Linked DNA regions of Homo sapiens: region 2 is linked to region 1. A link is an interaction called in ENCODE POLR2A ChIA-PET data of the cell type or tissue named here. Cell type or tissue: PC-9. All regions are shown on one strand. Region 1 overlaps DYNC1H1 (dynein cytoplasmic 1 heavy chain 1). Region 2 has its middle 14 kb from the start of WDR20.

The links. Peaks named below come from ENCODE experiments on the same cell type or tissue, not always from the same donor. Only the 100,000 strongest peaks of a DNase experiment are listed, where the experiment ranks them.
Region 2: POLR2A ChIA-PET joins it to region 1 with 9 read pairs; 1 of 35 experiments calls an interaction of 5 or more read pairs at or near these places.

What each region holds. Positions count from the first base shown.
Region 1 is chr14:102,027,246-102,031,245 of GRCh38, forward strand. It overlaps DYNC1H1 (dynein cytoplasmic 1 heavy chain 1), which reads left to right. Exons shown (of 78, transcript NM_001376.5): 45 at 1-43; 46 at 138-299; 47 at 374-588; 48 at 692-896; 49 at 2,294-2,467; 50 at 2,574-2,693; 51 at 2,917-3,037. Among named protein-coding and RNA genes, the nearest start is that of HSP90AA1, 58 kb to the right of the region's middle. RefSeq lists an enhancer at 77-1,276. In PC-9, CTCF peaks have their summits at 1,619 and 1,884; DNase peaks (open chromatin) are centred at 846, 1,696 and 2,896; H3K4me3 peaks cover 1,157 bases; H3K27ac peaks cover 4,000 bases.
Region 2 is chr14:102,123,633-102,127,632 of GRCh38, forward strand. It overlaps a transcript of HSP90AA1 not described here. Among named protein-coding and RNA genes, the nearest start is that of WDR20, 14 kb to the right of the region's middle. In PC-9, no CTCF peak of the experiment used is centred here; DNase peaks (open chromatin) are centred at 999, 1,999 and 2,599; H3K4me3 peaks cover 1,241 bases; H3K27ac peaks cover 3,167 bases.

The sequences.
Region 1 (4,000 bases):
TTTCGTCGCCTGGATGAACGGTTTGAGTGTGTACCAGATTAAGGTGCGTCTGGTCGGTGGCCTCTTAATCCCAGCAACAGATGTGTGTGCAGAGCTCAGTGAGTAGGAATGGACCTAACTTGCCTCTGCTTCTGTAGGTCCATAGGAAGTACACAGGGGAAGACTTTGATGAAGATCTACGGACAGTGTTGAGACGTTCTGGCTGTAAAAATGAAAAGATAGCATTTATAATGGATGAATCTAATGTGTTAGATTCTGGATTCCTGGAGCGAATGAATACCCTTCTGGCCAATGGAGAGGTAATTAGGTGACGTGTTGCGTTGCATTACGTGTTACCGGGGGACCAGTAAGTCAGCACTGTGCTGTTTCCCAGGTGCCTGGTCTCTTTGAAGGAGACGAGTATGCCACCTTGATGACGCAGTGCAAAGAGGGGGCACAGAAGGAAGGCCTGATGCTGGACTCGCACGAGGAGCTCTACAAGTGGTTCACTAGCCAGGTTATCCGCAACCTCCACGTCGTGTTCACCATGAACCCGTCCTCGGAGGGACTCAAGGACCGGGCAGCTACATCACCAGCACTTTTCAACAGGTACGTGGGCCTTTACTTGGCTCTGGGTCAGGAAAGTCGGTGTCCTTCCAAGGGACAAAGCCTGCCCCTCATAGCTGTCCTGAAACATGGGCCTCTTTCTCAGGTGTGTGTTGAATTGGTTTGGAGACTGGTCCACCGAAGCACTGTATCAGGTTGGCAAAGAATTCACAAGTAAGATGGATCTGGAGAAGCCAAATTACATCGTGCCTGATTACATGCCAGTTGTGTATGATAAGCTGCCGCAGCCACCATCCCATCGGGAAGCCATTGTGAACAGCTGTGTGTTTGTTCATCAGACTCTTCACCAGGTGGGTTCAGTTTTGAGATCAACAGATAAACCACAAAACTAACCATCATGCTAATATAAAACTAAATTGCTATAAAAATAGACCTTAAGGCCAGGTGCAGTGACTCATGCCTGTAATCCCAGCACTTTGGGAGGCCAAGGCGGGAGGATCACTTGAACCCAGGAGTTCAAGACCAGCCTGGGCAACATGGCGAGACCCCATCTCTACAAAAAATACAAAGAAAATTAGCCGGGCATGGTGGTGGGCACCTATAGTCCCAGCTACTCAGGAAGCTGAGGTGGGAGGATCACTTAAGCCCAGGAGGCAGAGGTTATATTGAGCTGAGATCACGGCACTGCAATCCAGCCTGGGCAACAGAGCAAGACCCAGACTCAAAACAACATAAATAGACCTTAGGGCACTTCATGTTTGACATTGTACTGTTATTTGTAAAGGAAATACTTGTTTCTTACCTCTTACCTCTTTAGTAACATCTCATTCTTGTCACTGGGCTGTAAATTCTGGAGCCGTCTAACACTTTAGTGCCCCCACTGACTCTGCCTCTGATAAAATGATCTCCTTTGCCTTTGTCTCCCACTGCTGCTGTATGTTCAGGCCCTTACTCTTTCCTCTAGATCAGGAATCAGCACGCTTTCTCTTTAAAGAGCCAGATCATAAATGTTTTAACCTTTACAGGTGGAGTAGTCTCGGGCACAGCTACTCAGTGCTGCCATTGTAGGGCAAAAGCCTCCAGAGACCATATATAAATGAATGGGTGTGGCTGTGGCCAGTAAAACCTCATTACTGAAAAATGCAAGGCTTGGCCTGCTAACCATGTTTTGCTAATCCTTGCTGTAGATTCTGTGTGATAGAAGAATTCAGTCTACTCCTCCCTCCCAGAAGAGCTTTGTGAAATCCACTCTGAGCTTGTAGGTGTCCTGCTGCCCAGCCCCTGCAGGCCATCTCCATTGCCCTTGGAATGTCGTCCAGCCCTGGCTTCCCCTGGTAGTCTGATCATCTTGCTGTGCTTCAGAAATCAAGGGACCAGAGCAGTTTCTCACATCAGGCCTGCCTTGCCCCTTTCTTGTCATTTCTTACTAATAAAAGGTGGAAGCAGGCTAGCTAACCTTTCTATAGTAACTGACATTTGTGATGCCTTTTCACATAAGTACACCTCTAAAGTTGGTGTAATCACCATCCTCAGTTTAGAGAAGTTAAAGGGCTTAGAGAGGTTTGGAAGTGTAAGGGGTATCTCGAAAGCTCTAAGTGGCTAAGCTGAGGCCCGACTCGAGTGTTCTGGCCCCGAGGGCCAGGCTCCTTCTATCATGTCACACCCATCTGCCAAGGCCAAAATTGTTTTCTGAGGTTAAGTCACAGAGTTTCCTGAAGAGTGAGAAGATGTAACTATTTTCTGAAAGGCGAATGCTCGGCTAGCAAAGCGAGGCGGCAGAACGATGGCCATCACCCCTCGCCACTACCTGGACTTCATCAATCACTATGCCAACCTGTTCCACGAGAAGCGGAGCGAGCTGGAGGAGCAGCAGATGCACTTGAACGTGGGGCTCAGGAAGATCAAAGAGACAGTCGACCAGGTGCGTCACAGGCACAAATTCCTCACGGGAGTGAGCTGCAGTGAGGACCCCTTTCCATATAATTTCTGCATGTTTCTCGTCTCTGAGTGTGGGCTTTGCTCTTTAGGTAGAAGAACTGCGTCGTGACTTGAGGATAAAGAGCCAAGAGCTGGAGGTGAAGAATGCAGCAGCCAATGACAAGCTGAAAAAGATGGTGAAAGACCAGCAGGAGGCTGAAAAGAAGAAGGTATGGTGTCAGGGAATTCTGGCCTGTAAGGACTGAGCATTTTCAGTCTCCAATGAGAGAGTAGGAAATGTAGTTCCAAATGGGTCTTAGGGTTAGAGAGAGGGAGGGAGGGAGAGAGAGTGTGTGTGTGTGTGTGTGTTGGCAGAGTGAAGAATGTTGTTTAGAATTTAGTCAGCAAATTAACCAATGCTTAACCCATACCTAAGCCATCCCTCCTTTCTAGGTTATGAGCCAAGAAATCCAGGAACAGCTGCATAAGCAGCAGGAGGTAATTGCAGACAAACAGATGAGTGTCAAAGAAGATCTTGATAAGGTGGAACCTGCCGTCATTGAGGCCCAGAATGGTATGTAAAGACTGTCAGAGCTTTGATGTCTAGGAAGGGTGGTCTCCGTCAACATTACTGTGGAGTTCAGGTCACTGAACATTGCACATATGCTTCCCTCAAAGGTTCTGGTTTCCAAAAATATCATTAGTAACCATCTGAAGCTTTTTCTGAATGCTTGAGATTGTCTTCATCTCTCAAAGCAAAGTTCCTACAAAGCTAGATTGTATTTACCATAGTGAAACCCCTCTCATAAAAGAAACTTCACAATATAAGCTTTGTGTCAATATACGTTTTTAGAGATCTGTTGATAATTACGTAAGTATGCTATTTATCAATCCCTGACTTGAATTTCACCCAGAAATATAAAATATTCAGTGTAACTGTCTTGTAATTGTTTCTGAGTGTTCTAGCTATGACCCAATTGCTAATTTAAGTATTGATAGCAGTCACTTCTCTTTTTCCATTCCTTACATGCCTATAAGATGCTATAGAAATAGGGCAACAACCTGCCATCCTGTTTTAGTTTGCAATTTACACAGTGAGTAAGACTGCTCTCAGCCAGGCGAGGTGGCTCGCACTAATCCCAGCACTTTGGGAGGCCGAGGCAGGAGGATCATTTGAGGCAGGAGGACCATTTGAACTTAGGAGTTTGTGACCAGCCTGGGCAACATAGCTAGACCCCCATCTCTATTTTAAAATAAATGAATAAATGAAAACAAAAGAAAAAAAAGAGTGCTTTCTTCTTGCCCACTGTATTTAACCTGTTTCAAATAACCCAATTATCTGTAGTTTTTACCTTATACAACAAGATGAATTCAAATGCACCACTCAACCTATATATTTTCATTCAGAGTTGGATTTGGATGATAATTTAATGTAGTTCTCACCTTCTAAATATTACTTAAAATTGTTTTACAAAAATTTCAGCCTAGAAAACTATTTTAGTGTATAGAAGTCATTGGCCATTGTTTTTGTTTTGCT
Region 2 (4,000 bases), 96 kb after region 1:
CCTACAGTACTAGGATTACAGGCATAAGCCACTATGTCCAGATAGTTTATGAACATGTTCTAAATATATTCAGAGAAACTGTGTGGTTCATCTCAGGGGGCACCATTCACACTGCAGTCAATGAAATTAAAGGCACCCCCCACTTCCCTGTGAGATGTATACTAGCAACCGTGTTTTTTTTAATTGAGACAGGGTCTCATTCTGCCAACCTAGGCTGGAGTGCAGGGGTGTAAACATGGCTTACTACAGCCTCAACCTCCTGGGCTCAGGCAATGATCCCACCTCAGCCTCCCCAGCAGCTGGGACTACAGGTGTGTGCCACCACACCTGGTTAATCTTTAAATTTTCTGAAGAGATGGCGCCTCCCTCTGTTGCCCAGGCTCCTCATGAACTCCTGGCCTCTGCCTCCCAAAATGCTGGGATTACAGGCGGAAACTACCACGTCCAGCCTATTTATCTTATTTTGTTATTGTGAATGTGACATTTTCTTCCATTATACTTAAATTAGTTACTATTTGACAGAGAAAGTAGAGACAGTTATTGATGTTTGAATGCTAATTTTTTTTTTTTTTTTTTTGAGATGGAGTTCCACTTTGTCTCCCAGGCTGGAGCACAATGGCACGATCTGGGCTCACTGCAACCTCTGCCTCCTGGGTTCAAGTGATTCTCCTGCCTCAGCCTCCCACATAGCTGGGATTACAGGTGCTCGCCACCATGCCCAGCTAATTTTTGTGTTTTTAGTAGAGGTGGGGGTTTCACCATGTTGGCCAGGTTGGTCTTGAACTCCTAACCTCAGGTGATCTGCCCACCCTGGCTTCCCAAAGTGCTGGGATTATAGGTGTGAGCCACTGTGCCTGGCCTGAATGCTACTTTTTAAATCTGCTATATTACATTGTCTATTGTTTCTTTTTTTCTTTTTTAGAGATGGGAGTCTAGCTATATCCCCCAGGCTGGAGTGCAGTGGCACTATCATGATTCACAATGTAAACTTGAACTCCTGGCCTCAAGCAATCCTCCTGCCTCAGCCTCCTGATTAGCTGGAATTACAGGTGTATACCACCATGCTTGGCTTCTTATTGTTTCTTACAGTTCTTCAGTTGATCCTCTTAGATTTCCAACATCTAATCATATATAAATAATAATTTCATTTAAAACTTTTATGTACTATACTGTCACAATATTAAATAATGTGATCATGAATAGAATTTATGTTATGTCTTTTGACCTTAAGTCCAGTGCTCTTTTTTGAGTATATATTCAATCCACTAAATAGTTATTGAGCACCAACAATCTATAAAGCATTGCTATAGATGAGAAAGACATGGTAAAAAGAAAAATCATTCAGTGCCCACATTCATAATCTTTATTTATTTTTTTGAGATGAAGTCTCACTCTGTTGCCTAGGCTGGAGTTCAGTGGTGTGATCACAGCTCACTGAAGCCTCAAACTCCTGGGTTCAAGCGATCCTCCCATCTCAGCCTCCCAAGTAGCTGGGACTATAGCCATGTATCACCATATCTAGTTAATTTTTATTTATTTTTTGTAGAGATGGGGGCTCCTTGTGTTGCCTAGGCTGGTCTCCAACTCCTGGGCTGAAGTGATCCGACTGCCTCAGCCTCCCAAAGTGCTGGGATTACAGGCATGAGCCACTGTGCCCAACCTCATAATCTTTTCTTATCCCAACAAACAGATCTAGAGCCACAATAAAAACCCAGTTGATAATTCTTGCAATGTTAAAACCTATCCAGCAAATTCAATATTCTATCCTACTAAACTGAAATGTGACCATATGCAAAAATTATTCTCCAAGGACAGGAGTGTTTCGTTTTTGTTATTTTTTAGGAAGAGGGAAGCAGAATGAGCTGGGACTAAGGAAGTGAGTGAACAATGGGCATGCTAAGTAGATATTTACCTGAAAGCCAAATACATAAAATAAACAAGGGGCTGAATCTCCCCCGCTCAGAAAGCTAGAAGCAGAGCTTTCTGAAAGCATGAGTAATGTGACCTAAGGCAGAGTTTAACCTCAGGGGGAAGGTATAAGAAAAGAAAGCATGCATGAGCATATTTTTAAGTCTGTGAACTGCAATCGTGTGTAGCGAACAACCTAGTGAGATGAGACAGCAATGTAATAAATGTCATAATAAAGTTAAGTATTAACATAAGGTGCTAAAAGAGAATCTTTCTCAAAGGTGAGTCACTCATTTGGCAAGTGTGTATTGAGTACCTATTGAATGTCAGGCCCCAATCTACACACGACATGCCAAACAAAAATAGGCAGGATCCCTATTATAAGCTTACGGTCTACTGAGGGAGGTGGCTTTTATTTAAGAAAACATATAAATATGTGTGTGTATGATGTATATATTATTAGAAATTGTGCTAAGTGCTATACGGGAAATAATTCCATGAGAAAATAAGGTGACATAACTTACATTTGGGGCCTCAGGGAAAGCCTCTCTGAGAAGGCAGCCTTTAAGTTGAAAAGTGAGGGATGAATAAGCAGAGAGCATACCAGGCAGGAGTGATTTTTGGAGTGAAGTCTTCTGGGATGAGCGGCCTTCTATTCCCTCTGATGAACAGAGAGGAAAGGGAATCTCACTTATGCAAAAGCATGAAAGCACAGGTGTGACAGGTATGAGGAACTACAAGTTACCATAGCTCAGTAAGGGGACACGTGGACATGGAAACACCAGGAAAAGAGAAAAACAAAACGCAAAAATATGAAGAAGATGGAAGAGGAACAAACTAGAAATCCAATTCAGTATGTGTTGATTATTTACTATGTGCTTAGCAATATCTTAGGGGATTCTTAAAGCGGAAAAAGAATGGCTCCTCCTCTCAAGAAACTCGGAGTCTAAATGGGTAGATACTGACTGCATCCTCGACTAGATTCTTTTTTTTTTTCTTTTTTGAGACGGAGTCTCGCTCTGTTCCCAGGCTGGAGTGCAGTGGCGCAACCACGACTCACTGCAAGCTCCGCCTCCCGGGTTCACGCCATTCTCTTGCCTCAGCCTCAAGAGTAGCTGAGACTACAGGCGCCCGCCACCACGCCCGGCTAACTTTGTTTTTGTACTTTTAGTAGAGATGGGGTTTCACGGTGTTAGCCAGAATGGTCTCGATCTCCTGACCTCGTGATCTGCCCGCCTAGGCCTCCCAAAGTCCTGGGACTACAGGCGTGAGCCACTGCGCCCGGCCGACTAGATTCTTTTAATATCATAAACTGTGTTTTTGTTTTCCCAATCAGTAACTCCTAAAATGAATTTTTAAATTAACAAATGAATCTTACTTCCTGCCACAGGCCCCAGCTACTACTTTACAGCAATCTATGGCTAAAAATCACTGTTTTACTGGCTGCTTCTCAAAAGGCCAATAATGCTGATGAGGCTCTTCAGAGAGTGAGAAGTACTTTTTTTTTTTTTTTAAATCACCTCTTCATAGCCTCCTCCCAATAAGTACTTATAATTATATATAAGTAACAAGTTAATTTTTTCTTTACATATAGCATACTAGCTCTTTAAAAAATCTCATCTTTCCTGTTTCAGGATCTCAGATAGAAAAAAGTTAGGAACTGTTATTGAGGCTATTAAGCTTGAACGTCCTTGCTCTAATCTTTGCAAAGATAAAACCCACAATGCTCATTAAGCTGCTTGGATAAGCTGTTGTTTTACTTCTTACTGGAGGAGCTTAACAATGAAAAACAAAGCTAGCATGAGTTCTATCTACAAAAAGTGATGTCCTAATTTGAATTCAGTTCTAACATACTGTAATAATTCAATTAGTTCTGTGACTGAGGCAGAATGTCCCAGCCTTATGACAGTTCTCTTATTTTCTTCCTGTATTTTCCCTTTATTACTATGGTTTGGAACCCACATTTCAGTCTTATCCCTAGAGTCTAAGATAATTAAAATAGCACACATGGAGTTATATTTATTTGAGGGGGTAGGAGACAGCTGTGACTCTTTCAAGGCTGGGACTGGAGACAGTAAGCAATAGGCAGAGG